Linked DNA regions of Homo sapiens: regions 1 and 2 are each linked to region 3. Evidence: chromatin loops called from intact Hi-C (ENCODE). Cell type or tissue: endothelial cell of umbilical vein. All regions are shown on one strand.

Region 1 (8,000 bases), 100 kb after region 3:
GGAATGGCATTATCGGGCCACATGAGAGCATGTGGCCAGGACATCTGCACCTTCACACCATGTTCTTCTTCTCTGACAGGTCTCCCGTGATGGCCGGTGGACTGTTCGCCGTGGATCGGAAGTGGTTCTGGGAACTCGGCGGGTATGACCCAGGCTTGGAGATCTGGGGAGGGGAGCAGTATGAAATCTCCTTCAAGGTGAGCCAGCTCTCCAGACGCCCCGTTCTTGGCACAGCCTCCTGAGTGCCTGTCCCAGTAGGTGTCTCAGCTTCTGCCTGAGCTTGGAAAGACTGGAGGCCTCAGGGTTCTGTAGCCCTTCTGCCCATCAGGTGAAGAAGACAGGGGCTCATGGGCCACTCTTTGTTGTGGGGTGGGGGGGTGTGGGAGGGAAGGGGAGTACTCTCCAGCTGCCAAAGGCTGGTCCTCACCACAGCTCTGACTGGCATTTGCCTTGTGTCTTCTTAAGATGTTGGAATAAGGTCTTGCTTCTACTCAGATGGCAGGTCTGAGATTGAGATGTCCAGCAAATAAGCAGTGGGCCAGAGAAGCTAGGAAGGCCAAACAGGATACGTAGGCCTAGAGGAGTCCTCTCAGTCACCCCAAGTTTTCCCTTTGTACCTGTTGCTCTAGGAGTTTGACAAAGACCAGTGAGCATAAGCTCCAGTTGTAAAGTTACAAAGGCCTGGATTCAGATCCCAGCTCCATCATCAGGAGCTATCTGACTTTGGGCAAGTTAGATCACCCCCCCGAGCTTTCTTTCCTCATCTGAAATAAGGGAATAATAATACTACCTAGCTTACAGAGCTATCGTGAAGATTAAATGAGATCATGTCTAGAAAGTGCTTAGCATACAACCTGGGAACATGACCAGCAATTAATAATTGGTAGAAATTGTTAAAGTTTCGGTGAGTAAATATTTACTGTAACCTACTTGACCAGCCTATGGACTCTGGAAGCTTTCTGACAGTAGTGGTAAAGGAGTTACTAGTTAACTAATAACTAATTAAGCACCCAAACTTCCAAGGCTACATTCTCCACTTTATTTGTGGGAGTCTGTCTTGTTCTCAAGTGAAAGCTTGGACCTTCTGAGGGGAGGGTTAGCTTGTCCCATGCCCTTGTGGCCTGTCAGAGTCAGCTTCTAACAGCTTAGACCCCTGGCTAAGGCATATCCCCAGCCCACAAGGGACAGATAGCACCATTACTGATCTGACCCCTGTGAACACACAACTCTGATGCCCCCTCATCGGGCCTCAACTTTCAGTGCAAAGGACCATTGTCAGGCACAGTGAATTAAGGCTTTGGTATTGGTGCCAGAGTGCCACGATCAGATCCTAGCTCTGCCGTGTCCTGCCAGCTGTGTGATCTTGGGCAAGGAATCCTCACCTCACTGAGCCTTGGTTTCTACTTCCATAAAGTGGGTTTAATGAAACGTTAATCCTCACAGAGTTGTTGAGAGGATTAAGTGAGACCATGCTTATTAGGTGCTTCTTAATAAATTATCCTAAAGATTATTATCAATACATTAATATTATTATCTGCAACAGTGGTTGAGTAGTTCAGAACTGGAGAACATAAATTCTTGATTAGCCCAAAAAAAAAAAAAACCTACAATTCTTTTGATGTTATTTAGGTTTGAAAAGCAGTTTATATCCTTTTTTTTTCTTTTCTTTTCTTTTGTTTTTTTTTTTTTGAGATGGAGTTTCACTCTGCTGCCCAGGCTGGAGTGCAGTAGTGCGATCTTGGCTCACTGCAGCCTCCACCTCCTGGGTTCAAGTGATTCTCCTGCCTCAGCCTCCTGAGTAGCTGGGACTACAGGCGCCCACCACCACGCCCAGCTAATGTAGAGATAGGGTTTCGACATGTTGACCAGGCTGGTCTTGACCCCCTGACCTCAGGTGATCCACCCACCTCGGCCTTTCAAAGTGCTGGGATTACAGGTGTGAGCCACTGTGCCTGGCCAGTTTATATCTATTTTAACCACCAGAGTTCTGAAGTTGTCTCCCATAAGGAGACCAGCCCCCTAAATAAAATTAATATTCACATAAGGGTAATGTTCAAAATATGTAACAACTGTGATAACACAAGCACATCCAGTCAGAACAGATACCAGCTATAAACAATGGTGCATCCACTCCAGCGTGTAACAAGTGAAGTTCGGTCCTGATCATAGCTAACAGGACAGTGTGCCAAGCCCTTCATACATGCTGACTTGTTTAATCCTCACAACAACCTTAGGAGAGTTGTATCATTATTATACCCGTTTCACCAGGAAGGCAAGCAAAGCTCAGACCAAGGCCTCGCACAGCCGGAAGAAGCAGAACTGGGGCCCAAACGCAGGTCTGCTTGACTCCAAAGCCCACGCTCTGACCTGCTATTTTTGTTGTTGTTTAAATCATACCCAGACTGTTCTGAAAACCTGCCATGTTTTATGGACCTCTGCCTCACCCTTTCTGGGATTTTTTTTTTTTTTTTGCCTCTTCTGGTATTATTCCTAGTTTACTTGGATATTCTGCAATTTCTTAGTTAATGGAATTAATAACAATCTAAGTCGGAAGTGGCAAATAGGGCCAGGAATGGTGGCCGAGATGGGAGGATCTCTTGAGCCTAGGAGTTTGAGACCAGCCTGGACAACACAACACGACCCCATCTCATTAAAAAAAAAAAAAAAAAGAAGGAAAGAAAGAGAGAGAGAGAAGGAGTGGGGAGGGAGAGAGGGAGGGGGAAAGGGAGAGAGAGAGACAGAGAGAGAGACACAGCAAATAGGTTTCTACTCCCTGCCAGGCCAACTCTGATCCATTGGTAGGGGCTGCCCCAGGTGGGTGTTGATATGCATTCTGAGGCTGCTTCCAAGCTTATCAGCAAAGAGTAGTCAGTGGGGGAGGGATCTTTTTGTGTTTCACTCACCGCCATATCCCAAGTACCTAAAGCCTGGTCCAACACAGAAAAGACACTATGAGACCAATTTTTATGAGTCATAATTTTTATTATTGTATTAAATCTTTTCTAAAATTATATTTATATAAATATCTTATAAATATTCTAAAAATATGTAAAATGTATAAAAGTCTAGTAGTTCTGATATAACACTGTCAGCCATAATTCTGGTTATCATGTTAAAATACTACATATAATAAAATAACTAAATTCAAGACCAGCCTGGCCAACATTGTGAAACCCCATCTTTACTAAAAATACAAAAATTAGCCAGGCGTGGTGGTACATGCCTGTAATTCCAGCTACTCAGGAGGTGGAGACAGGAGAATTGCTTGAAGCTGGGAGGCAGAGGTTGCAGTGAGCCGAGATCGTGCCACTGCACTCTAATCTGGGCGACAAAGCGAGACTCCATGTCAAAAAAAAAAAAAAATCAAAAACCTTTATCAAATTTTAACTGGGATTATTCTATTTTTCTCACTTATTTAGAATTATTATTCTAAATTCTTCTATAAAGGCATTTACAATAAATTCTAGTCCAACATTGCTTTTCATAAAAAAGACTCCAATAAATATAAGTATAAAAAATAATACAATTAAAAGTATACAAATATATATTCCAATTTTATTAAATATCATATTTTTTCCAGTCTACAACAGACTTTATTACTATGAAGTCTGTATTACTGTATAGAATCTATAATATCCTCATAATAATCCTATTAAAATATTGTATTAAATACAAAAAAAAGACACCATCAAAAACCCCCTGCATCCTACTAATGAGAACTAAACTCAGTCCAAAACATATTTTCCAAGAAAAGGCTAAAAAACACACTAGGTCTGATACAACTACAACTAAAAATTACCAACCTTCCTAAACAAGAGCCCTTCTAACTACAGATGGCAATCAACATTAATTCTTACCAACACAACCAAACAATTTATGACCAAAAACTTCGTGAAACAAAGTGGCAAATGTAAGAGGCCGTGTTTGCCCATTTCCCTTTGCTGGGAGAATTTCACAAAGCCCCTGACTCCGGGACACTGTGCAGCTCTCTGGAAAAATGTTTTAAAGGCAAAACAGGATAGAACGCATGGCCCCCCATGTCTCTCGCCTGAGTCACTAATTCCATCAAAGATAAATGACCCTAGTCCTCGCCTTTCTCTACTCATAAAATAACACCCGACAAGAATAGTGACTATGTTTCTGTAATCTATAACCAGATGTACTCTAACACCCAAACCTTGATGTAATTTTTCACATACTAAATCTTCACCACCTATGTATAAACTAAAATACTACGTTGGAGGAGTCTGAGAGAACCTTTCTAAAAGCCTCCTCCCAGGCTACAGGCCTTGGTCTATAATCCTCAAGAAGACTTCTAAATAAAACTAACTTTAATTCTTTAAAAGCTTCGTTTTTTTTCTTTAGTTGACAGCAGTTAACAAATATTGGCTGAATACTCCAAGTAAGTGTGTCCCTGGCCAGAATCAGCCTCCAAGCTCCTAACTGGCTCCTTGCTCTAGAAGACCCTCTTCAGAACCCCCACCATGGAGAACAGTGAATGGAGAAAGATTTGCACAAAGGAATTTCTAAACCAGCCCAAAATGATTTCATTCTATGTGTTTCAAAGACCCATCTACTGATGCTCATCAGGCAATTATGGCAGAACAAATGGCATTTTTCTCCACAGTTATTTACAATAGACTTGGTAATGAAGCCATATTGGAAGTATCTCATCCGGGAGGGGGAAGGAGGCTGGCTTACATTTCCATTTGATCCAATTATGTCCGTCACTCTCCAGAGGAAATGAGACAGTGTAATGAGGAGGCTCCTGAGGTCCGGAAGGGAGACTTTTCTCCCTGGGCTTTCTCTCTCCTGGCTTGGAAAAGGAGAGTTTCTGGAGCCAGCAACAGCCCATCTGCCAGTGCACTGTCTCCCAGGACCCTGTGGAAAGACTGCCTGCAGGGCTGAGGGGAACAGGTGAGCCCATTCATCCCTGGCAGCGCCCTGCTGGAATGCAGGTGTTCTCTTTCAGCCAGAGCTGGCATTTACGAAGGACCGAATTCCCTCTGATTCATCTCTGCTAAGATCCCTTTTCTTGGTGACAGAGAGAAGCCTGGTCTGAAAGGCATGAGTGTATTTTCAGAAATTAAGATCAATCAACACGTACCTTCAGGGCTGAGGGCTGATTCCAGACCGGATTCTCTATCCTGATGAGAAAATCCCCAAAAAGTGTCCCAACAGCTCTGAAATTTCTAGAAAAGTCATTGACTTTCCCTTTCCCTCCCTCCTTCTCTGTCTGTCTCTCTCAGCAGAGCAAAGTTCTCACGTGGAAGTCAGAATCTTCCTAGTTCTAGTGGTTGGACAAGTCTTTAACTCCATAGCCTAGCTCCAGCTAGGTTCATGAGCTGGCCCTACTGCTCTCTCCTTTCCCCTTTTCCTCTTATCCCATTGCATTAGTCTGGATTCTTGCTTACAGATAACCAAAACCTTAGTCAATCTGATTTAAGCAAAAACCAGAATTGATAGGCTCACATAACTGAAATTCCAGGGTAGACCCTAAGGCCGGGCTGGATGCAGGGACTCAGTCATCTCACTCGGGCTAGGTCTCTCTCAATGCCTAGTCCCTATTTCATCTGAGTTGGCTTCCCTCTCAGGTGGGCTTTTTCTCATGGAGATCCTCAGCAGCCCATGGAAGGAGAGTGTTTTTCCCATCATCTTGTACAAGTCCCCAGGTTGAGTCTCATTGGCCTGCTGGCCCCATGCCCATCCCTGAACAATACTGCAATTGGTCACCTGCAGTCACATGCCCTGTGACTGCAGGAAGGTGGGGATGGGCTAGTTACCCAAAGGAAAGTCCAGGTGCTGTGCCCAGAAGGGAGAATGGATGTGGGGCAGAGCAAACCGTAGATGTCTACCTTACCCAGCCAGACAAGACTGCATGTAAGAACCAGGCTTACGGGCCAGCCCCTCTCTGCAGGCCCACACTGTACACTCCTGAAATGCCATTCCTTAGTCTGGCCAACCCTCATTCACCCTTCCAATCTCAGCTTATATAGATGGCTCCCCATGCTGCCTAGGAACTACCCCACATTGCACTCCCATCTCTGCATGCTCCCTGGAGGCAGGGAGGAGGTTTTGTCCACCTCTATATCCCCAGTCTCTGGCCCACATCAGTGTTTTCAGTAAGTGTTAGTGTGTTAGTGGCATCACTTCCAACTGATATACCTCCTTGGTACTACCCTTCCCAGACTTAGGAGGCCATCTTTGGACAATGGTGTATGGTGGGAAAGTGCTCAGCAAGGAGGCTCTCCTTCCATCCTAGGACCCTGGGCCAGTTGTTTCACCTCTGGTCCTCATACCCCAGACTGTGCTGATACGGTTTTCCTTCCTACCCCACAAGATAGGATCAAATGAGATGCTGTGTGGACAGCCCTCTGACATACACAGATATGAGGGGTTGTTTGGATTAGGGGGGGAGGCAGCAGGATGAGCAGAAAGGAAACTGCACAGTGTCCCCAGGAGGCCATGGTTAGGATATCTCCAACTATGAGATACGGGAGACAGAAAGTATCCAACCAGGACAATGTGACCAAACTAAAGTGAGAAAAATGTAGGCTTTGGGGCAGTGTAAGTGGGTATATCTTCTGTGAATAGCAATTTGGCAAAATCCATTACATTTCAGAGCAAGCACATTCTTTGACCTGAAATTCCATGCCCAGGAGTTTATATAAGAGAGACAGTGATGAGCAAAGATTTATTTGCTGAAGTGTTACTTACCATAGCAGAAGATTGAAAATGACCCAAATGCACGTCCTTTGGGGATAAATAAGTTAGAGCATATCTAAACAAGAAAATATTACGTAAAATAAATTGGAGGTCTCCACAAAAAAAAAAAAAAAAAAAAACCCATTTTTTTTCAGACAGGATCTCACACCGTTGCCCAGGCTGGAGGGCAGTGACGTGATCAGAGCTCACTGCAGCTTCAACACCCCAGGGCTCGAGCAGTTGTCCCACTTCAGCCTCCCAAATAGCTGGGACTACAGGTCTACACCACCACTCCCGGCTAATTTTTTAATATTTTGTAATGACAGGGTCTCCATATGTTGCCCAGGCTGGTCTCAAACTCCTGGCCTCAAGCAGTCTTCCTGCCTCGGGCTCCCAACATGCTGGCATTACAGGTATGAGCCACCGCGCCCAGCCCATCTCACTTCTGAAAATGACTCAGTGCCATGAACCCTTCATCCCTAGTGGCCTTTGGGGGTGGGAGGTCTTCAAAGTACAGCCGTCTCTTTCTACCTAATGTGTGTCTGCAACATCGAACTTGTTCATCATAAGTACGTATTACTTCTGTAACCAGGAAAAGTTACAAGAAGAAGGGGCCAGGCACAGTGGCTCATGCCCGTAATTCTCACATTTTGGGAGGTCGAGGCAGGAGTATTGCTTGAGCCCAAAAGTTCAAGACCAGCTTTGGGCAACACAGTGAGACCTCATCTCTAAAAAAAAGTTCTTTTAATTAGCTGGGCATGGTGGTGTGCTGCGTGCCTGTAGTCCCAGCTACTTGGAAGGCTAAGGTAGGAGGAGGATTCCTTTAGCCTGGAGGTCAAGGCTGCAATAAGCCATGTTCATGACACTGCACTCCAGCCTGGGTGATAGAGTGAGAACTTGTCTCAAAGGAAAGAAAAAAAAAATAAGAAAATGTTGGGTTCTCAGCACTTCCAGCCCACCCCCATCCATATACATTCCAGCACATTGTTGGGGCCATTTGCAAGCTCTGAGATGAGATTCTGCACAAGTCAGCAGTGCAGAGACTCCCAGGGAAGGCCTGAGGCCGCCAAGAGCAACTCTGCAGGGTCTGCTCCAAGAGGCAGAGGTGGGCCCCACCGTCCTTGGCAAAATGGAGATTGGTCTGAGGGTTCCATGAGGCAGGCTTGCAGGAGCAAGGGAGTGATAGAAAGCCATGTGAGGGGACGAGAGGGAGGACACCCTCCCCTGCAGAAGTCAGGAAGGTCTTTGAGCTTGTTCTGAGAGGAAAACCCATTCTCTGGGTAGAGGAATGAAGA
Region 2 (8,000 bases), 80 kb after region 3:
CCAAACATCTAACAACAATGACAAAATCAGTGACTGCTTTAGGTCCTGCCCAGTCTGCCTCAGGGCCTTTGCATTTGCTGCATGTGTGATATTAACAGGGTGGGCACACCTGAAACACAACCATCCACAAACACACTTGCATGTGACGGGCAGAGATGTTAAGTGGGGAGAGAGGTTTGAGTGGGAACTTCATGAGTGGTCATTTTATTGATAAATATCCTGCCCAGATGATAGCATTTGCTTCCTGACGCTACCTCCTATGTTTGGAGACTCACAAGTGTACCTGAGTGACAAGGCCTCCCAAACATGCTTTATATCTTCCCCTGGGTGACATGTTGAGTCTTTGGAAGCACATTGGGTATATGGATTTTATAAAATAAAAGCAGCAAATGACAAGCAAAATATGTTAAGTTATGATCGAACATCTGTGTGCCCCTACAGTATGCCAGGTGCTGTGAGGAAAATCAATCACTCTGAGTCCTGCCCTCAAGAAGCTTGTGCCAAGCAGATCGACACAAGTCCCAAATCAGAACATGCAGATGATGCTTCAGGAGCACTTTGCGCTGAGCCTGGGGAGAAGAATAGAATAGGATTCCTGGAGACAGAGAAGCAGACAAGGATGCTCTGAGCTGACAGATTTGCAAGAGTAAAAGAGTGAAAGCAAGGAAATTAGTCGAGCAGTGTCTGCAGAGAATGCACCAGGGGCAGGGCTGAGATGAGAGATGGTTCTGGAAAGGTTGGTTCTGGCCATCCTGAGAAGCCTGAACTGTCACCATATGACATCAGTAGACCTGTGCTGTAGCACCGGTAGTGTGAATGAGATGAGAGGTGAGGGATTAGATACCAGAAGACCTGTGCATATCAGATTAGTCTCTGGTAGGGGACATTTCTGTAAGTGGCAGAAGATCCCAATGCAGAAGCAGAAGGAAGAGGCCCTGAATGGGAGGTTTCAAAATATTTGGTGTTGGATTGGGTTGGGGTGTTTTGCATGGGGAGGGGGCAGTGGTGGTTGAAGGAGGTCGTAAGGAAAGTTCCGACATATGTTCAGTTTTCTCTTCCTGTGCACTGAGCAGGAAAACTTCCCCCAGGAGAATACTTTTGCCCTTTAACAAATATGAAACTGACAGGCCAACACTGTTGCTGAAGTGGAAGGATTTTTTTTTCTTTTTTAATAACACCTTAAACGATAGTCATGGAAGCCGGCATCCTAAATGAAATACATGTTGCTCTCCGACACCTGACAACCTGACATAATTTAAGAGCAGCTACCAGAAGCCCACAACTGGAATTGCCCATGAATCTGCTCTCCTGTATAGGCTCCAACTGGGTGAAAAAGTGAAGTGGGCTGAGTCCAAAGGGCCTGGTCTTCTCTTCTTATTTGTAGCTGATTGGTGGGGAGTCACTTTCAGAAAACAGAGGAGGCTGTAATTAACTTGATAGGGGTGGTTTCTGGAGTGTTTTTATTCGTCGTCTGATTATTAAACAGATTTATGGCCCTGCCCACTGCTGAAAAGGGACCAAGGCATTTAGTTGAAATTAAAAGTGCAGACAGGGCTGCCTGTTTAGATAATAGCATCTCTTTTTTAATAGATTACTCATCTTCTGCAAAATAGGAGAGAGGAGTTAATTTGTGTGATGAAGTGCTTTCTATTTCTGGGAGCTGGCTGGTGGATGTGACTGCTTGAAGAAGGAGAATAATTCATTCTTAAAATCACCAAAGGCATGTTCAGGCCAAATACCTGCACCCGAGGAGTAGGTTAATTTGTAGCGTGATACCTAAGAACAGGGGGGCCTGTGGTTTCAAAGCAAATATTTGGGGAAGGTGTACAATCTTTCTTTAGGTTGCAAGTCATTCCAGCCACTCATTTTCAGAAAAAAGGCCAGAGAAATAAACTTAACATGTTAATCTAAGCAATCAGTCCAGGAGGCCTTGATTGTTAAGGGATGGTGAAAAGAGACTGACTTAGACTTGAATTCCAGAGAAGCCAACATGAGCTGTTTGATCTTGGGCAGTAATCTAGAGTCCCCTGAAAGAACCCACGTGCACCAAACCATCATCAAGGAAGACTTTAAACTTAACTGAGCACTTGATGGAAGAGGCAGAGTAGGGGTTTTACATCACATACTCTATAGCAGCCCACTCGCAATCTCTCTAGACATTCCTGCTCTCCAAAGTCCCCTAGGCCACACCGCTGGGGACTGTCTGCCCTCTCACCCTTCCTTCCACACCACACTCAGCCTTACTGGTTCCTCTCTCCTTTTTTCTAAATTTTCCCCCCAGAAATTTATTTTGTTAATGGAACATGTCCATTAGCATTCCACCCAAACTCCTCTTCACTTGTTGTCAGCTACCACCCAAAACCACCTAGAGGCAATACACTATTCTTTCCAAGCTGAACTCTAGTGAAAGGAATTGTCTCCATCTCTTTGCTGTCTCCTCCCATGCTTGCCACTGCACTGACTTGTCCAGGAAGGCATGTATATCAAGAGCAGATAGTACTCGTTTTGGTTGGAACTCCACCAGCAGTTGTTTGCTGTTTTAGACAATCATGTCATCAACAGCAGTGCTGCTTAGGGCACTTGAGTTGCCAGCCCTGTCTGTTAGGTAAAATAATATGCAGTCCAATATATGGCACTTACAAGTGTGAGCATTTGGCTTCTTCTCTGTCTTCTTGTAGTCAGCCTAAGCATTTATGTTGAAACACATATTATTTTATTATTTCTCCTTTACATCACAATTGGAACATTATTAGAATTTTTGGAAATGGGTGTTAGGCAGGTTATACTACATATTAATTTTATTTTAAGGTATTAAAGGGTGCCATATAAAACAGCTGTTTCATAAAGGGGCATTGAGTTGGAGAAGGTTGAAAACCCCTGAATTTTCCTTTAAACTGGAGCTACGAGGTAAAAATAAAAATTTTAAAAAAGAAAAAGAAAACCCCTGAATTAGAGGGTGAGTGAGTCAGCCGGATGTTGGAGCTATGTTGGTCTTTGACTAAGGGGGTTAGGTCCAATTCCCTCAGATCTGCTGTGTCCTTGATGTTTTCCAGCTGCTGAGACAATAGGCCCATAGATACCAAAAGCTCCAATACACACCTTTTCCTGGCAACTCTTATGGTGGTAGGAAAGACAACTAAAAAAGGCCCTCTGGAGTCTTTGGGAGAAGGAAATTGGCTATTTGGGAATAACCTCTTCCTCCACCTATTGGTACTTCAGAGATCTCAAGTCAACAGAAAATGATTCTGGTAATGATCTATTGAGGTAAGCAATGCAATGATAGTCCTGTGTATAAAACCCTGGGCACATTGTTGTCCATTCTCAGAAGGCTAGTAACAATAGCAATAGTAACCATGGTATGTCATGCAGAGTACTAGCCTTGGGTCAGGGGCCGTGGCAGAGGACCACCTGTCTCAGGATCAAGTGGGCCACCTTTTAACATTATAGGTTCCAGGCTGTGCCCTAGGCCAGGGTTTTTCAGATGGTAGGAGTAGACTCATTGGAAGGTCATAAAATCAGTTTACAGGGTCATCATGTCCAGGATTTTAACAAAAATAGAATACAAGAGGATAGAATAGAAAAAAATAAATGTATCCCAGTGAATCACACCTTGTATTTCAGTTATATGTGTGTGTATACTTTTGTATATATTTGTTTCAGGTCATGATGTAAAATGTATTTCTTTCTATGAGTCACAGTCAAAGGTTTGAAAGCCACTGTTCCCAGACATGTAGAATCAGAATCTGTGAGACTACCTCAGCATCTGTGTGGAAACCAGTTTCCCTGGGGGTTCTTGGGGCTGAGGTTTGAGAACCTTTGCTGTGAGCCCTATTGGGATATGTGTTCATTTGTCAGACCTTTTCTCACTTGAAGGTGAGAGGACGGAAACAGAGCAGCCAGGCTAGGTGGGGACCAGTGTGAATCTGAGGGCTGTGCTCAGAGACAGGAGGAGGGATGGGAGGGCACCCAAGCCAGCACCCACCCGCTCGCAGGTTTGCTGGGGTAGGGGGCAGAATAGTCTTGGATTCCTTAAAGAACTTCAGTTTTGGCCAGGCACAGTGGCTCACACCTGTAATCCCAGCACTTTGGGAGGCCGAGGTGGGCGGATCATGAGGTCGTGAGATCAAGACCATCCTGGCTAACATGTTGAAACCTCGTCTCTACTGAAAATACAAAAACAAAATTAGCTGGGAGTGGTGGCGGGCACCTGTAGTCCCCGCTACTCAGGAGGCTGAGGCAGGAGAATGGCATGAACCCAGGAGGCGGAGGTTGCAGTGAGCCGAGATCGCGCCCCTGCACTCCAGCCTGGGTGACAGAGCAAGACTCCGTCTCAAAAAAAAAAAAAAAGAGAGAGACTCAGTCTCAAAAAAAACAAAAAGAAGAACTTCATTTTTCTATTATTCTAGCAGGAAACATGGGATTCTGGTTTTGATCATTTAGAGTTCCTAATATGATCAAGATGGCCTAGGTTGATTTTTCTAAACTCACCTTCGGCATTATGTCACACCAGTGATCTGATCCTCAAACCTTTAGCATGCCTAGGAATCACAGGGAAGGCTTGTTAAAATCCGGCTCAGTGGGCCCCACCCATCTGCTTCAGTAGGTTTAAGGTGAGGCCTAAGAATGGACATTTCTACTAAATTCCCAAATAATGCTGATGCATCTGGTCTGGACTCACACTTTGAAAACCACTGTGTGAGATCACCAGAAAGGAATGTACCCAGCATAGATCCTGGCACAGCAGGAGCTCAGGAAATGCTTTCTTGATTAAACTGGACTGAATTCTCCTCAGCAGAGATGCTCTCGCTGAGGTTCAGTCGGCTCTCTGCTTTCAATGGTGCAAGAAATGGCTGGTTGATATTGAATTGTATGCTTTAAATGGGTGAATTGCATAATATGTGAATTATATCTCAGTAAAGCTGTTATCAAAAAGAAGAGGAGGAGGAAAGGAAGGGAAAAAAAAGAAATGGCCGGCTTTCCAAGCTGCTCATCAAAAGTGTCCATTATGCCTGAAATTGTCTTACAAGCGGACTCATGTCAAAGGAAAACAAAGGTCCTCTAGCTGAACTCTGAGCTTCCTTTCAGCTCTGCCACTCTCTAAAATTCCTCCTGGGGCTCTGAGCCAGAAAAAGTATGTCTTTCCTGAAGGGCTGATCTGTTTCCCTTTTCCAAACAGTAAATGATGCTTAAATGCCTGTGCATTTCACCTGCCAAAACCCGTCCTGATATAAACATAGCTTTCCTTCTCAACTTGTCTTTTTAATTTTCCTGCTGTTTATATTTACCTGTCTATAAGTTTTTCAAGCAAGGGAAAGCCTTAGACATCCTAGAGGACTAGGGTTGGAAACTGGTATTTGCCAGGCAGAATAGAGAGACTGAGGGCATTGAGAGGTGGTGTAGTTGCATGGTTAATAATAACAGCTTTGGAATCAGAAATACCTGCTATGATTCCTGGCTGTCACCTACCAGCTGTCTGAAAACAGATTCACACAAAACTTCTATGAGACTCATTTTCTCTTTGTCTAAGAAAGTTGTCACAAGAGAGTGGTCACTAAGAGAGTTGTCACAAGAATGAAATGAGGCCAGGTACAGTGGCTCATGCCTGTAATCCCAGCACTTTGGGAGGCCGAAGTGGGTGGATCACTTCAGATCAGAAGTTCGAGACCAGCCTGGCCGACGTGGCGAAACCCCATCTCTACAAAAAATACAAAAATTAGCCAGGCATGGTGATGCAGGTCTGTAATCCCAGCTACTCAGGAGGCTGAGGCAGGAGAATCACTTGAACCCAGGAAGCGGAGGCTGCAGTGAGCTGAGATGGCACCACTACACTCCAGCCTGGGTGACAAAGTGAGACCTCGTCTCAAAAACAAACAAAAAAAACCCCAAAAAGAATGAAATGAAGCAATGTGTATGATAGACAGCAACAGGGCCTAGGCACGTGGTAAGCACCTGACAAATCTTGACGATGATAAAGGTGAGGGCCCACCTCATCTTAACATTTCCTTTGGTTGGAAACACCGGAGTATCAAAACAGGATAAAAGATGATGCTGTTTACTAACGTGTACCCTCCTCTCTCTCCAAATGGATTGCCAGTACCTTGTGACACACCAAGATTTACAAGTGAATAAGTCTATCCCAGGAAACAGATGAACTATGGTGCTTTAAGAGCAGAAGCCAAGCAGAGCCAAGATTTGACAAGACCCGGGACACCTACAGGTCCCAGAGCCAGTCCAAGCCTCTGCAAGGTTAGCAGCACCCCAGCAGCCAGAGAACCAATGCTGGTGATGCTGCTGACTCATCTGGTTGGTGGCCCCCTCCCTGCTTCCCTTCTGCTGCTCCTCCTCTTCTTCCCTCTTGGGCTGCTCCATGGGGTGCTCTCCCAGATGCTCTGCGTCCTGCCAGAGCATGGGACAGTAGAGCTCTTCTACTTTTGGCGCTCCTCAGTGCTGTTTCTGCAAGGCTCAGTGGCATCAGAGATTGAAACTCTGAAATATTCCACTTGGGAATTGATCTGATTACACAGAGTAGTGAAGATTCCTGAACGAAGCAAACTATATCTGAGTCCTATCTTCAGCACATAACTTGTTAGCTGTGTAGCCTTGGACAAGAAATGTTTTCTGGACCTTGTCTTGAAGTGAAGGTGTTGAACTGGGACCTGCTTCCCTCACAGGGTTGTGAAAATCAGATGAGATGAAGGTTCGCAGACGCCTCTGGCTTGGGTGCTAGGCACGAGGACACCCTGGTGAGAGGAGCATTCACAGAACTTGCCCTCATAAGCTTAGGGTTGAGTGAAAGAGACAGTGAGGAATTCCATAAATATGCAGGGTAATCTGAGCTGAGTGCCTTGAAGGATGAGTTCCAGGCCTTTGCAAGGGGCTGACCTAGGAACCTGCTGTGGTTTGGGTACATCAGGAAAGGCTTTGTAAGGAGTTGAATTGGCACTGGGATCTGAAGGATGAGCAGGAGTTAACTGGGAGGAATTGTATGGAGGCTTTGGGATGTCAACCAATCCAGGTAGAAGGACGAGCACGGGCAGAGAACCTGAGGCTGAAGGAGACATCCTGGGGCCTTTGAACACCAGAAATAAGATAGTAAGGGAGGGAGCATCGTTGAGGGAGGGGGCAAGACGAGGCTGAAGAGGGAACAGAGACTGACTGTGCACACCTTGCCATATGACCTTTCTTCCAAGAGCCAGGGGAAGCCATTGAAGGGTTTAAATTTAAGCAGGAGAGTGGAAGAGTGACAAGATGCAATGTACTGCTGCTTTTAAAGACTGCTCGAACTGCTACAAACAGACTAGACTACAGAGGGGCGAGCCCTAGCCAGTGCAGTAGGCCGTGGAGTGCAGTGCTCCAGACCAGGCTCAGCAGAGGCTGCCAGCAGGCTGTATTCCTGCCATGTCACTGTCACAGTGCCAGTGTGTGAGAATCTTACTGCTCCTATCTTAGTTTCCTAGGGCTGCTGTAACAGAGAACCAAAAACTGGATGGCTTAAAACAGAAGTTCATTCTCTCACAGTTCTGGAGCCTCCAAGTCCAAAATCAGTGCCATGCTGTCTCTGAAGTCCTCGGGAGGATTCCATGCCTGTTCCCAGCTTCTGGTATTGCTGGCAAGCCTTGGCATTCCTTGGCTCATAGACTCACTACTCCAGTCTCTGCCTCCATCATCACACAGTATCCTCTCTGTGTGTCTGGGTCCAGATTTCTCTCTTCTTAAAAATATACCAGCCATTGGATGAGTGCCCACCCTAATCCAGTATGACCCCGTCTTAACATAACTACATCTGCAAAGACCCTGTTTCCAAATAAAGCCACATTCACAACAACCAGGGGTTAGGACTTCAATATGTCTTTTTGGGGGACATGATTCAAGCCACAACAACTCCTCCTTATGCCACAGTCCACCCGGTAGAACCATCATCAGAGTCCTAAGAACCCTTCAGACCAGACAGGAGGGAGAGGCTCCACTTTAAGACAGGAATCAAGAGAGCCAGAGGCCCC
Region 3 (8,000 bases):
CAGGTGGGACGATCACCTAAGGCCAGGAGGTTGAGACCAACCTGGGCAACATAATAAGACCTCGTCTGTAAAAAAAAAAAAAAAAAAAAAAGCCAGGTGTGGTGGTGCATGTACCTGTAGTCTTAGTTTCTTGGGAGGCTGAGGCAGGAGGATTGCTTGAGCCCAGGAGGTCAAGGCTGGAGCTGCAGTGAGCTATCATCATGCTACTGCAAGCCAGCCTGGGCAGCAGAGCAAGATCCTATCTCTTAAAAAAAATAAATAAATAAAAACAAGAATACCAGAGTGACAGAGTGAGAGTGAGGTGGGATAGGTAAGGGGCTGGGTGCTGCCCAGGAGATTCAGAGCCTTTTGTGGCCTCCACCCTAAGAGAAACAAAGAAGAAGAGTTCAGAGAGTTCTCAGTTTCCAAGATGGGAGATGGAGGAGGCCAACATCATTGTCCAGGCAGAGACTTTCCTCCTGGGCCAGGAAGGAGTCCAAAGAGGAGGGGACTACCATCAGTCACATGTTGCTTCCCCATGCCCCTACCCCTCTCCCCCTCTTGGGGGACCTTTGCAAGCAGTGAGCAGCCAGCCAGCCCAAAGAGCCAAGATTGTGGAAATCAACCAGTGGGTCATTGTCTACCAGGTGTACTTGGAAATTCACTCTTCCAGCTTAAGGCAGCTGTGGCAGATGGGTCCTGTCCCCTGACCAATGCCAGCTGATGGGTAAGCGCTGCTTGGAGCACAGTGTTGAGAAAGATTCTCAAAGTCTGGGATCCACAAGGAAGGATATTACAATAGGTTGGTGATGTCTGCTTTTACCCTGGTGCAACTGAGAGGAAGGAATGGGACATAAATATAAAAATGCTTTGTAAATTATAAAATACTACCAAATAGTAACTAATAATGGTAGCTAGCATTGCTAGTGCTTTCTAGATACCAAACACTGCTAAGAGCTATACTTGCTGCATCTCATTTAATCCTCATAATAACCTTTATGCTAGGTACTATTAATTTCCCCCATTTTACAGTTGGGAAACCAAGGCTTGTGAAAATAGCGTAACTTGCCCAAGATCACAGAGCTAATAAACAGAACTGTGGCACAAGCCTAGGCATTTCTGATGCCAAAGCAGATGGTCTTCTTCACTTTGGTCTGCTGTCTTCAGAATGTAGGGGATTATGATTATAATTATTACTATTATTAGAGCAAGTACTTTATTACTGCGTGGCTCAACCCTACTTACCCAGCTAGGAGATTAATAGGATGTGTTTGCAGTCATTTTTTAGTCTCTCTCTGAAAAGTAGGAACTTGCCTTCTGATGAGCTTTCCAGTTCCTTTTTTTCTTTTTACCCATCCACAGCTGCTGTGCAGAGCAATATTGCAGCCCTTGCTCCTGCCCAGCCCGTCAAGCCTCTAAGAAGAGCACTTTCTAGGGGCTTTCCTGTGATTGATCACACATCAGCTAGACTGAGATTTTCAAAACCTCTTGTGAATTGCCCTCTTGGTACAGAAGTATGATTCATCTCAGCACGTTTTCCATATTTGAGGGCTATGTTCCTGCAGCCTTTCTAGATACTGAGTTTGGGAAGGAATGGGCAGGTACATGTGGTAGGTGCTATTAGCTGTGATGATTACACTCATGTGGTGGTTGGCAGTTTGCAAAACGCTTTCATATCGATTTTCTCTCCAAGCCTCAGTTTTGTCATCTACAAAGTGGATATAATGACGATAATAATATAGTCAAGTCTAATCTCATGAAAGAGTTAGGCTATAATAAACCCACCACTTAAGGTGAAAATAACACAAAATCAGAATCACCCTTGACAATCGCTCATGGAATATGAAGACACACCACCTCTCAAAAGTCCAGTGTGGGCAGTTTTAAATCCAGCTTGAACACCAGTGATAACTGTTTCTTTGGTTGAAGTAATCACAGTGCCTTCTGAGGTAATGAAAATACTTATCTTCCTAGAGTAGGCTCCCCCAGCACAGAGCGCTCACACTTCCAGGGGCCAGAGAGAACTGGGGCCTCCAGGGACACTGTGAGGGCAAAGGCACACTCTGCATGAGCACGGGAGGCTCACCACCACCCTTGTAGGATTTCTCTCTTCTTTCTTGACTATGTGTCACTGAATTCTTGAAGGTGAAATAGACATAAAATCCTATCTCATTAGGTCTGATCTCCTGACTTGCTTTCTATGGACAGTATTGAAACTTAAAAGTAACATGTGATGACACAGACACCAGGCTAGGTGAGGGGAGAGCTGGGCTCAGGTCCCAGGTGGGTTTCACCTGCATCTGTGGGACTATTGATATCCAGCTCTTACAGATGAACTTCTCACCTGACTGTCCAAGTTCTCAGGCTCTATTTCTTGACTCAAACCCACAGGACCCTAGTAACCCTATTTTTAAAAAAAATCTGTGTGTGCCCACCCCTACTTCTGCCTTCCCAGCATAAGCTAACATCATCTCTGCCTGCACCACTGTGATAGCCTCCTTCCCAGCCTCCACCCCTCCTCTTGGCCTCCTAATCCCTTTTCCACTTGGCTACAAGAGAGCTTTCCAAATGCAACCTGATCTTATCACCTCCTTATAGAAAACACTTGTATTTCTAAATGCTCCTGGAGGAAAGACAGAATCCTCACCCCTGTCCACCTCTCATTCCTACCAGACTTTCCCTGCTTCTCTGTGCACCACACACACTGCTCTTCCAGGCCCTCCTATGATTCATGTTTGCTCAGCCACAGAATCTTTGCATATCTTTACTTTTCCCTCTGTCTGGAATGCTGTGTACTCCTCTTTCTACTGAGTTAACCTGTAATCCAATTTTCTCAAGAAAACCTTGCAGGCTGGATCAGATCCCCCCAGTCTGATCTGAAAGAAAGGGACTATCTTTGTACCATGTACCCCTCTTTTATGGCCTGCCACTGTAGCTTTTTTAATTTACCTGTAGTTTCGGATGAAAGTCTACATTTCCCCACCACCACACATACTTCTATAAGCTCTATGAGAGTAGGACCCCGTCCGTCTTCCTCACCAGTATATCCTCAGCACCTAGCACAAGGCTTGATTTGTGCTTGTGTTCATCATACACTTAAGTTGATGGACAGATGGACAGACAGACAGATGGACAGATGGATTGATAGGTAAGAGACTCAGATGAACATTATCAAATTATTGATCAGAGTCGATTTGTTTTTTTTTTTTTTTCCCAGTGATAAAACATTTGGGCACTTATCCTGAAGAAAGTGTTGAAATTGTTCTTTTAGAATGGAAGGGAAAAGCTACTGAAGGTTCTATTTGCCCTTTAGATAACAGACATTCCAAAGTATCTTGGCTTTTTTTTCTCCCTGCTGTTTAAAAAATCTTTTAATGAGCTTTCATGCCTTACGTAGCAAATGACCTTTTCTAGAGCCACCTACACCAAACAAAGGAATTGGAGGGTTGATATGGTTCTGCCCTTGGAAACACAGGATCAGCCCTTTGAAACAATGGCTCCTATCTGTGAGTGACCTTCCCCTCTTAGAGAAGGGCCAGATTTCAGATTTCAGCATCCTGGTGTTGAGACAATGGAGTTACTGGAGTGGGGACAACAGACACAGCCCCATTGCTGATTGGAACAGCAGGACTTGCCTGACGTGGGCCCAGCAGACATAGACTCGTGGTTGCTGGGTTGTAATGCCTCCTTCCATTCATAAATAGTGCCATTCAGGTTTGATTGTTTTCTCATACAGCTTGGTCCTGGTTATAGTGAAAGTTAAGTTTTCTCAAAACAGCAGCCTACTGAATAGGTGCTAGGGTTAGGTCAGCCTCACTTAAGTCTGACTGTGGGGTACCAGAATGAATGATCCTCAGCCTATGAAAAGGGGACATTTTCTCTGAATGAAAACAAAATCATCTTTCTCCTTGCATTTCTCATGGGAGGAGGAGGATTCTGAGATTAATTGAAAGTGGAAAGGTAGTAACGTATTTTATTCTTGGAGTTCTACTTCAGCCTGTTCCTTGCTCAAAGGCTTACTGTGGCTGCCCACCTGCCAAGCAGCTCAAATGTAAGGCCCTCCAATTCTGGTCCAGACTTCCTTCCTGGTCTTATTGCTCGTGACTCACTTTTGCATCCTGCTCACTCCAGCCAAATCAGGCTCCTTGCCCTTAAGTAAATATGCCCTTCACTTTCTAACTCGCATTCTTTCCACATACTTTCCCTCTAGCTGGATTCCACCCCCAACCCCCACCCCTCAACTGCTACCAGTTAAAATCCTACCCCTTCTCTCAGGTTCCTGTCAAAGACTCTGCTTCTGCAGGAATTCTTCCCCGATCGTCCCAGGTAGAATTTAATTTTTGGCTTTTGTAAATATCTATCGAATTTATCTGTACAGCTTTCAAGGCACTATGTTATAGGCTTGTATGTGTGTATGTGTGTTTTCCTTCCTTAAATACTTGTCTCATAGCTGTTTGTGGAGGCCATGGACTACCTTGTTCATCTTTGTCTCTCCCAGAGGTCTTTGGCCATAGTAGGCCCTCAATAATCATTGTTTGGATGAATGAATTAATAAAAACAATCCAGCTTATGTCCTCAAAACTCATGAAGAAAGTACATTTATCTAATTGTCCAAACTCCCTTGTTTAAACTTTATATGCTTTGAGCTAAATTAAGCCCTACCTGGTCCTCTTTGAAGGTAATCTTGAAGAAATTGCTTTGCTGTGTGTGTGTGTGTGTGTGTGTGAGAGAGAGAGAGAGAGTGTGCATGTGTGTGCATGTGTGTGTGTGTGAGAGAGAGAGAGAGAGAAGTTTATTAATCTACTTGGTAGATAAACAGATGTTTGAAATGATATAGTTATTTAAACCTCAAAGCAAAATCATTTCATTGCCTTTGTAGGGTTCTTTGAGAGGAAGGTGGAGGGGAGCCATCCTAAAATTTGCAGCAGAGCCTGGTCTCTAACACAGCCTCAGACTGTGGATGAAGCAGATGACCTGCTCAGCTTTCCTTCCAACATTGCTGTTTGAGCGCATACAGCCCTTTCCTTGTTTTGAAGACACTAGCCAGCTCAGCCAGAGATGCTCTTTGCCAAGTCTGCAGTCTTGGGATTAGAGTATGCACTTTAACAAATCTTCCTTCTTGAGCAGAATGTAGTTGGCTTGCTTCACCACCATTCTTTCCTACCTCCAAAGGCTGCCAGGCCTGCTAAATAGTGATTAAACAAAGATTAAAATTCCATTTGTGTGTGTGTGTGTGTGTGTGTGTGTGTGTGTGTTTGAACACTAATCGATTCTTTTAGTGGAATGTTAAGTAAAAGCATGCAGATACCAGAAGCAGTTATTTAGAGCAGCCAGTCAAAATCCATTGCCAATTTATTATTTAATGTGATTTCCACATTGATTCTGCCAGTCTCCTCCACACACTCTCCCTCACTTCTTGCCATGTTCCTTCCTAACCCCTTTGCTTCCTGTAGCAGAAGGACATCTGGAAACCAAGAGAAAGCAAAGTAGCAAAAGATGGTTGTTGAAGGAAAATAATTACAGCTTTTGTAGACAAATCTTTGAGCTTACAGAATTAAAGAAACTTAAAATTACCTCTGGATTGAAAAATCCAGACGTGATCTTTTACATAATATTAAGTGATTGCTATTGCATAATTGCTGTCTTTTGAGAAGCAATGTTCCTGCCTTTTCTGTTGTTAATGGTCTTGTGGCATTTGTTTCTATTGTAGAATGCCACTATTAACTAAGACTTTTTTCTTTCCTTGAAGAACACTGTGTTTCGATGTGGGCATATGACATCCTGTTAATGAGGAAATTCTAAATCCTGTTATCAGCAAGAGCCAGTTGAATTGAATCAGGTGGTAGATAGGTTGCCTCTGCAGGACCCACAGTTTTCCTTATTAGTTTCCTGTTCGCTCTCCTATTCCTCCAAACATGGTTATCACAAACACTGGAACATACCGTGTTTTCATAAACTTTCCCTAAAAATAATGTATTCATAGTTGCTCACCTTTACTAGGAGAGGACCTAACTTTGTCCCAGACACTGGGACACTTTGTCCCGGATTAGCTCAGTTAATCCTCCCAACAGATACTCTTATTCTGTTAGTTTTCTCTATTTATCAGTCAGGGAAATTGGGCTCCACCTGCCCAGGAAGTAAAACCTAGGTTTTCCTAACTCTGGAACCAGAATGTTCCAAGTCATTAAACTAGACTACCTTTCCCATTGATGAGCATTCATTCATTCATTCAGCTGGTATTTTTCAAGGGCCTAAGATTAGTCAGGTATTGGCCTAGGAAAGTGCAGTGGTGTAATGCCCCTGCCTTCAAGAAGCTTACAGTCTATTCCAGGGAGAGAACTGCAAGCTCTGGTTTGGTCCTTGGGGCTGACAAGCTGTAGGATTTAGGGCAAGTCCATTCTACTCTGTTAGCCTCAGATTTCGTATCTGTAAAATGAGGCAGCTAGATTTAGACCAAAGGTCTTCCAACTTTATTGTGAATTAGAATCACATGGAGAATGTGTTTTCTAAAAAAGGTATCTTCCTGGGCTCCTATCTGTAGACATTTTTACTTAGTAGGTTCAGGGTGTGAGTCCAGGAATTTGCATCTATAATAAGGGCCCAGGTTCTCCAAGAACCACCTTTTGAAAGAGACTGATCTTTCTGTAAACCTCATTAGGCCTACACAGTATCTGTGCTGTCAAACCTGAATCCCTGGTGCCTGACACACTGCTTTGTACAGAGTAGGTGTCAGTAAACATTTGGTGATAGTTTAGATGATCTGGGGTTTCTTAATCTGCACTATCTCTAGAAATTCCATGGATTGTCCTCAGAGGCTCCTAAACCACCTGAAATTGACCACAATTTCCATTAAGGTTTTTGGATAGGATTCTTAGGGCCCTTCAGGCTCCATGTACTCTGTAATTTTTTTTTTTTTTTTTTGAGACGGAGTCTCACTCTGTTGCCCAGGCTGGAGTGCAGTTGCACAATCGCGGCTCACCACAACCTCTGCTTCCTGAGTTCAAGTGATTCTACTGCCTCAGCCTCCCAAATAGCTGGGATTATAGGTGTGTGCCATGACACTCAGCTAATTTTTTTTTTTTTTTTTTTTTTTTTGTATTTTTAGTAGAGACACGGTTTCACCATGTTGGCCAGGCTGGTCTCAAACTGACCTCAAGTGATCCGCCCACCTCAGCCTTCCAAAGTATTGGGATTACAGGCGTAAGCCACCACACCTGACCAACTCTATAATTTTAAGACTGAAACTAGTTTTCCACCCTACTGAAGGCCCAGACCTATAACTGGGATACTTTTTAACCTATACAATAAAATTTGAGTTTTATATCTACATGATTTGGTGAGATGTCAATTTACAGTAGATTCTTAAAATCCTAAAGGAGTCAGTGTCCTCAATCCATGTGTAAATTAGGAGAGCGCTCAGGCTATACTGTTTGTGATTGTCTCCGTTCATCTGAAAGTACCTTTGGGCAGGTAGTGCTGTCTCCATTTTCCAGGTGGGAAAATTGAGGTACCTGTGACTCCTGTAGCTCATGCAAGGTCACACTCAAGGGTTCTTTCCCACTAAAAACTAACCTGGGAGTCAAAGGACATGGTTTTTATCCTCTTGCCTGCTGTGAGGCCTTGGTTGGGTAGCTTGGCTTGTTTGGACTTCAGTTCCTTTATCTGTAAGATGAGCGGAGGTGTACTAATTGTCTCTGAGCAGCTATTTAGCTCAGATGGCTGAGGACTCTAGCAGCTGCGTGCTTAGACATGTAGAACTCCCTGTGTCAGCAGGCTCCAAAGTCCTCCTGGTTTAGGGAAGGTATAAGGACCAATGAGACCTAAAACAGCATAGTTCATCTCTGCAGACCCTGGGAGGGAGGGATAGAGGGAGCAGTGTGCATCATAAGGCAAAGGCAGTGGAGTTAGGTATGAAACTCCCAGGATTTTGGAGCCTTAATTCTCAATGCCATCAGTTCAGCAATCCAGTGTTTCATTTTGAGAACATGATTCTAGGGGTTTACTTCTGTGAGGTCAAAACA

What was found. Peaks named below come from ENCODE experiments on the same cell type or tissue, not always from the same donor. Only the 100,000 strongest peaks of a DNase experiment are listed, where the experiment ranks them.
Region 1: it touches region 3 in a loop (4-fold over the local background); 9 of 110 quality-filtered maps call a loop at or near these places.
Region 2: a loop joins it to region 3, with 6 times the contacts of the local background. A loop is called at or near these places in 16 of 110 quality-filtered maps.

Annotation. Positions count from the first base shown.
Region 1 is chr5:154,386,234-154,394,233 of GRCh38, forward strand. It overlaps GALNT10 (polypeptide N-acetylgalactosaminyltransferase 10), which reads left to right. Exons shown (of 12, transcript NM_198321.4): 7 at 80-197. SAP30L-AS1 (SAP30L and GALNT10 antisense RNA 1) reads right to left here. Exons shown (of 3, transcript NR_037897.1): 3 at 3,536-6,781. Among named protein-coding and RNA genes, the nearest start is that of MIR1294, 43 kb to the left of the region's middle. In endothelial cell of umbilical vein, no CTCF peak of the experiment used is centred here; a DNase peak (open chromatin) is centred at 4,018; H3K27ac peaks cover 1,129 bases.
Region 2 is chr5:154,363,526-154,371,525 of GRCh38, forward strand. All of the region lies in intron 4 of GALNT10 (polypeptide N-acetylgalactosaminyltransferase 10), which reads left to right. Among named protein-coding and RNA genes, the nearest start is that of MIR1294, 20 kb to the left of the region's middle. RefSeq lists an enhancer at 6,515-7,173. In endothelial cell of umbilical vein, no CTCF peak of the experiment used is centred here; DNase peaks (open chromatin) are centred at 2,556, 3,066 and 4,756; H3K27ac peaks cover 4,388 bases.
Region 3 is chr5:154,283,210-154,291,209 of GRCh38, forward strand. All of the region lies in intron 1 of GALNT10 (polypeptide N-acetylgalactosaminyltransferase 10), which reads left to right. Among named protein-coding and RNA genes, the nearest start is that of MIR1294, 60 kb to the right of the region's middle. RefSeq lists a silencer at 2,480-2,774. In endothelial cell of umbilical vein, no CTCF peak of the experiment used is centred here; DNase peaks (open chromatin) are centred at 3,622, 4,102, 5,022, 5,732 and 1 weaker place; H3K4me3 peaks cover 212 bases; H3K27ac peaks cover 4,099 bases.